Linked DNA regions of Homo sapiens: region 1 is linked to region 2. A link is a contact called in ENCODE Hi-C or POLR2A ChIA-PET data. All regions are on one chromosome and are shown on one strand. The core of a region is the stretch at or near the end of the contact, and the rest is flanking DNA. Distances in the headings are between cores, read along the strand shown.

The links. Hi-C counts contacts between places; a loop is a spot of excess contacts on that map. ChIA-PET counts read pairs that join two places held with the same protein, here RNA polymerase II (POLR2A). Pooled maps may share reads with other maps.
Region 1: a loop to region 2 is called in a pooled map, with 4 times the contacts of the local background. The contact joins two enhancer-like sites. A Hi-C loop is called at or near these places in 2 of 37 single-sample maps with no recorded cell type and 4 of 50 pooled maps. POLR2A ChIA-PET finds 5 or more read pairs at or near these places in 1 of 52 experiments (CD4-positive, alpha-beta memory T cell).

The regions. Positions count from the first base shown.
Region 1 is chr10:75,762,970-75,766,131 of GRCh38, forward strand. All of the region lies in intron 2 of LRMDA (leucine rich melanocyte differentiation associated), which reads left to right. Among named protein-coding and RNA genes, the nearest start is that of MIR606, 210 kb to the left of the region's middle. Within about 2 kb of position 1,547, at least 2 of the 41 ENCODE cell types and tissues checked have a DNase peak (open chromatin) inside an H3K27ac peak, as active enhancers do.
Region 2 is chr10:75,506,428-75,509,671 of GRCh38, forward strand. All of the region lies in intron 2 of LRMDA (leucine rich melanocyte differentiation associated), which reads left to right. Among named protein-coding and RNA genes, the nearest start is that of MIR606, 44 kb to the right of the region's middle. Within about 2 kb of position 1,809, at least 3 of the 41 ENCODE cell types and tissues checked have a DNase peak (open chromatin) inside an H3K27ac peak, as active enhancers do.

The DNA.
Region 1 (3,162 bases), core at 297-2,796, 260 kb after region 2:
AGAAAGAAAGGGACTCCCTGGGGGACTTGAGACCTATTTTATTCTAATTGGTCACTGGGTCTGCATACATTATCCCTTTTTTCATGTCTATCTTCAAATTTAGCCAGAATGCTCAGAGAACAGGGTGTCTTGGATAATTTAATTTTGTGACTAACTGATAACTACAAAACACCACTTTCAGTTCAAGTTTTATTTGTGAAAAGTTTTTCTAAAATCCAGTGTCCTTTGTTTCTATAGGAAATATAGTGAATAAGAAAATTTAATCTTTCCTTGACAATGAAAGATTTTGGAGTCATTTCAGAAAATCTGTTCCTGATGGCCAGAAATATAAATGTAGGTAAAGATAGAACTACAGGTATAATAAGCCCAGGACTACCCTGAGAAAGATTTGTAATAATGCCCTTAAAAAAAAACCTAGTCTTTGCAACTTTCCCTTAAAATCAGAGTATGGGTGAGAAGTTATGATTGATGGTTTGGGTTCTTTGGATTTTCATTTTTTAAAGACTAAATTATAGGAATAGCTCTCTCATCACAAGCCTTCAAGGAGTTATACACAGTAGACAAGTCACCTTGAAAAGAATAACGGCTTTATTATCAGAATCAAGGATGATATCGAGCAAAACAGTTTACGAGTTGAGTAAACAAGAGATGCAGTCTAGCTTTGTTCTAGTTTCGAAGTCTTCCTTATTTCTCCCTGCAATGAGTTCTAGCTATTTCAAATCAGGACAATTTTTTTTTTTTTTTTGGCAGGTGTTGGGGAGGTGGGAAGGGGAGAGGTGTTCCTAAACCTGGTTGGGAGGTAGTGTGTTGTATTGGATAGAGCCCTAGAGTTGGGAAACTTGGTTTCCAACCCTGTGTCCACCATGCTTAGCGGAATGACCTTGGATGGGTCAGGGGCTGTCTTTGAACCTCAGCTCTCTCTAGCTGAATGATGCAGGGGTGCAAACTGATGCTTTCCAAGAAGCCTTCTGTTTGAACATTTAGACTAGGAGTTCCATCAAGGTATCAAGCGTGCTGTCTTTCTTTACTCTTCCATCATAATCAGGAGACTTCAGGAACTGCTTGCCAGTGAATCTGGTCGCATGGAGACCCGGCTGAGGGTGGGGCTGGTAGAAAAGCCCAGATTTATTTCATGCTTGCTTTCCCTACCTGTCTTAGCCTCTCCCTTTCTAGCTCTCTCTTTCTCCTTCCTGCCCACTCCTTCCTGCTCCAGGCTTCTCCCCGGCCCATCTAGATTATTGATTGGAAGTCACCAAATAGTTTCTGTAACCATGTCATCAACGGCTGCCAAGACTCTTGTCATTATTTCAGCCACACAGACTAAATGACTAGGGGAAAATGGCATTTTCCAGCTCCGGTGCAAAGCATTCTAAACTGTGGTTGAGCTGGGGTTTTTCATTTAAACTCCGTCTGAAAGTCTTTATGCAAAACAGCCTGTTCCCAGCAAGTGAGTGAGTTCATAGAGCCCCCAGTTTAGATTCTCGTAATTTTCCATATTTCTTTAGCTTGCCCTGGTTACCCTCCTGCCTAGTGCATGGTAGACAGGAAGTACACAAAGGAATTGTGCAAAGTTTGGAAGCAACTGGCAGGTGGGTTTGCATTTTTCCAGGTTAATTCACTTGATGAAAATCTGCTGTGGGTGATGTGTCATATATCAAAGGCAGGGCATCAGTAATCTTTGCTCAAGGGCACGGCTAACAGACAGATAGACGGGAGAATGAGATGGAAAAAAGCAACTCATCCTTTTCTGCTAACACCACGAAGGAGATAAAGGAAGATTTATGAGTCATCTCGGACCACATACCAGCAAGCAGCAAACCGTATTTTTCACATGTTCCCAAAATTGGTGGTGGAAAGCAATCTGGTTGTCATTGTGTCCATCCAGTCTTTTAGGAAACAATGGGATCCTTCAAGGGTCCGGCTGTGGAGTCAGCTCTTTGCCCTCCCTGCAAGAGACACGTGTGTGTGTGTGTGTGTGTGTGTGTGTGTGTGTGTGTGTTCATAGCATCTCTGCCCTCTTCAAGCACATGATCTTTAGTTTAATAATGTGACCTCTGTAAAATAAAGAAAAAAATATATGAGTGGAAACAGACATGACTATTGGGCCCCAGGCACTTAGATGCTGACTTGGTGAATACTTTTTCAGTTGTCACTCATCTACTTAGTTTTACTTTTGTAATAACCAGCTTCATTTATTTCCTGCTTTGGGGTATGAGGAAGAGGAGGACACTCTTTGTTAGGTGTCTTTTTTTTTTTTCTTTTCCTACCTCTGAGATGAGCCAATCCCTGTCAGATACAAACAAAGACTTGCAGCCCAGGTTAATTTGAATGGGCTGTTTTGTGTGGAGTTAACTGAGGACACTAGTTATTGAGAGTGCTCAGGGTTTCTTTATTCAGGCAGCTCAGCAGCTGGCTCTAGAAGTGTTGTGTGGAACAACTGATGGAAGTGTGAAGAGATTTCTTAATATTTCTCTCCCCAGCCTTGAAAAAGGCACCTGGATTGCAGCTGGATCACGTCTGTGTTTGTGACTATTTACTTCACATGGCAATTTAAAAACTATTGTAAATTCCAAAAAATTGGTTTTGAATTTTTTCTAAGGCCTCTGTGGTGTGCTCCATTTTTTTTTTGAGAGGCACACAATTAGCATTCTGTGCAGAAGGGCATGATTGATTCTGCACAGTGGTGGCTATATGAGCAAACCTCATTTAGACAGCTGAGTGAAATATACAGGGCAGAGGAATTTATGGGACCCAGAGAAGCTCACGTGCAGAATGAAAAGGAGCCACCTTCGCCTCTTCCCCCACCCCCGTCCCACTTCCCCACTCTTCACTTGTTCAGGATTTCTCCCTCTCCAGCCGCTGGGGTGCCCACTGTGTGTCATGATGCTGCTGAGCCTGACATCTCCCAGCAGAGAAGATTGAATGCCACTTAATCATGCAGCCCTCCTGTGGGAAGCATGGAGTATGCAATCAGATAGACAGGAGGAGCGCTCAGAATCCGTTATGTGAGGCTGAGATGGTGAGGAGGGCGTGGAGAACAGTGGCTCTAGGTACTACACGCTATCCTAAAAAATGTCTGTTGGAAGGAGTGGCTTTTCTAAGTGCTTCAGGCTTCTGTACTGACCTTCGGCTGGACAGATTATTTGGAGGGTTGGGTGTTCA
Region 2 (3,244 bases), core at 559-3,058:
TTTTTGATTTCTTAAAAAATCAATCATTCATTTATTTTTTTCATTCATTTCTGTTGTTTTTTTTTGGTGTCTTATAGCAGATCAGTGAGATGTGGTCCCTGCCCTGTAGGAGCTCATGGGCCAGTGGCGAGAGCAAACCATGAAACTCTCCATCTACTTGGTGATAAACCAATCATGGTCCCCAATTGGGTTGGTTGTAGGCTTGGTGGAGAGACATGGACCATGCTTTAAAAGTCCCATGTATCCCCTGTAGAGTTCAGCGCCATGTTGGTCCCTTGGCCGGTGCCCAGTGACCATGATGATTGATTTCACTGACTGCTATGTCTTTCCCCATGGAAATCTTGGTGCCTGGTGTCTTGGAGTGTGAAAGCAGAGATTCTTTCAGGTTTCCTGGCACGAGGGGGTTGTTGTGGGAGGTTCTCTCTTCACCCTTAGTGAAAGTGCTTTGGAAACCTGAGCCAGAAGCAATGGCAGAGGAAGTTCCTGGTGTGAGGAGCTTGGATGCTGGCTGCCTTTCCCCCATTTAGCTCTCTTGGGGCCCTTGGGGAGAGTTGTGCTGTGGTTGGGTGAGTGCGTGTTTGGGGATGTGGGTGGGTCTTGCCTGGTCTCTCAAACCCAGATGCTCATTCAGGTGCAAAATTCAGTGTTTGCTCAGCAGTGTACAAGCCTTGTGTTCTGGCATCTTTTTTTTTTTTTTCCTGGTGACATCTGTTGTACAGGGAGTGACTCTCCCTCGGTAAATGGTGTATTGTCAGTTCCTCCACTCCAGCGTACAACCAACAAAACAGGATGGCACTGCTTGGAGAAAGATGGCTGGCTGGAAGCATCACAAAATGGCACTACAGCCTATTGGGGGCGACCCTGGAGTGTCACAGGGGTACCCCAGCAAGGGCAGGAGCTCTCCTGAAGCAGCTTCTTCATGCCTCCTGGCTGCTTTTGTGCCATCATTTTCCAGATTCTTTTCTTAATCATGAATTAGCTGAGTTTTCAAGGTACCAAAAAGCCCAGCTAGGTGAAAGGAAGTAGAGAAAGGGCCTCTGATATGGTGTCCCAATGAGTTTTTTCACTTAAAGGGTCATGTTGAAGTCACCCAGAGAGACAGGCAGGGAACCTCACTTGGGTAAATAAGCAATGGAGTGAAAGATTGAAAAATGTGGTCTGAATTTTTTACTCGCATTGTTTCGGAGCCAGTTCCTATTCTGTCACTTCTCTCTGTGCCCCACCCTACCCTTCTTAATGACTTATTTGTACTGGAAAGCAAACTATTAATCACAAACAGAATAGCTCTGTAACTTCCAAACAAACACAGAATAGTTCTAGGGACTGTGAAAAAGCCAAACCCTTGGCAGAGATTTGGAAATGTGTTTCTTTTATATATATTTTAGAAATGCCACCATTTGTCCTTAGGCACAGAAGGTTCCCTTTAATTAGCGGTGAATTTCCTATTTCCCTTTTCTTCCTGAGGCATCTATAAAGCCCTGGCCTAGTAAAAGGCAGGTACACAGCTCTCAATTGAGCCCTATTGATGTGCTAGTATAGTTTTAATTGTGTTGAGATTTCCTTGCCAAAGTGACACATGCAGAAGCATTTTAAAAACGTATAGGGTTCGTAACTCTTTCGCTGTCTAGAGCTCTTGAATTATGAATGTCTCTTCTGCTGCCTGTTCAGTTCTTCTGAATCTGTAAAATTACTTTAATAACCTGTGTGGGGGTAATGTTAATATGTTTGCTCAGTAGTGTGAATTTATTAGCATTCCTACCCCACTTCAGGGAGCTGGCTTGGCCCTTTTGATACAAGCCCTTGGTTGCAAGAAGAGGCAAATTATGGTGGTGTTTTTTTCCCCCCCTCTCCCTTCCACCATTAGCAATCATTCTGTTGCACAGAGTACGTGATAAATCAACCACAGGAGAGTCAGATTTGCCATAACATGACATTACCTATCAGCTTGTCAGGTCTGAGTTGACTCTCAGCCTTTTGGGCTGTATATTTCTTCAAAGTCTAGTGCCAGTTTCTTAGTCAGCTCTAACTAATTTCAGAGTGGAAGAGAAACTTGACTGGAGTGCTGTTTGGGATCTGCTTTTTAATCCTGGTCTGTTTAATGTTTGCTCCTGACAGTCTAGGCCAGACATCATTTTAATGGTATGTGTGGTGATAAAGCCAATAAACTGTCAAGATGATTGATAATCTAAGCATTATAGCAATATGACTTTCCTGTTCTCCTCTGTGCTTTAGATGATGGTTTCCAAATTGAATTCCTACAGTGTGTGCTGTATGAGTGTGCCTGTCAGAGGCTCCCCTAACAGCGTTTGAAGGAGGTAGCTGTGCTTAATGTAAGATTTTTAGTCCTCAATTACCCACACAAATATATTTGCATATGTGTTGGTACCCTCTAATTTGGGAAACATTAAGAATTTATGACTCTGCCCTTGTAACAGTCCCCCAGCAATTTATGGGCACTGGTGGAACTTTTTATTATGTCTTTATGGTGTTTTTTCACCTGGCGTGCATCTTAGATTCCATGTGGTTGATTCTGTTATCTGTGGTTGAAAGACATTACAGATAACAAAGTGCACTATATTAAAGGCAGGCTTCTGGTTTCCTTTCCTTTTCTCTTTGTTTCTTCTTTTTCTTTTAATTTAGCAGACATTTTTAAGCATCTGGTCCTCATCTCATTAATCAGACTCGACCAGGTGTTTTAGGGTGGTGACAGTGGGAGTGCTTGGCTGCTGTTTGTTGGCCCTCATGGGCCACCGTTGCTGGCTGACATCTCCTACCCCGTTCGTGGTGCAGTGTTGTCTGGGAGCAGAAACCCACGTGGCTAGAGAGGTCGAATGGGCTGTGTATATGTGTATATGTGTGTGTGTGTAACACTCTTAAGCAATTTTACCAGGAGGAAAAAGAAAAAAATAAGCAAATATTAAATTCAAAACTCATATTATGCTCAAAATTTCCTTTTACTTTCTGCTTCCACAGCATGTTTTTGTATGATGTGACATGTGCATATTATTTAGTCTTCTACTTTTAAGATTGTGTCTAGAAAGACTTTAAGACTGTGGCTCTCTGAGAGTTACAGAATACTGATGCCAGAAGGGTGTCTCTGATACCTGTTGACACCATGATTTGCTGTATTTCTTCCAGGCCTTATTTTACAGATGACACTGAGCCCCAGAGAGGTGGGTTGTCTTGATTGGTGGCAGAACCGGGACTAGCATCCATGTTTCTATTTGAGGTCAACTATCCTTTC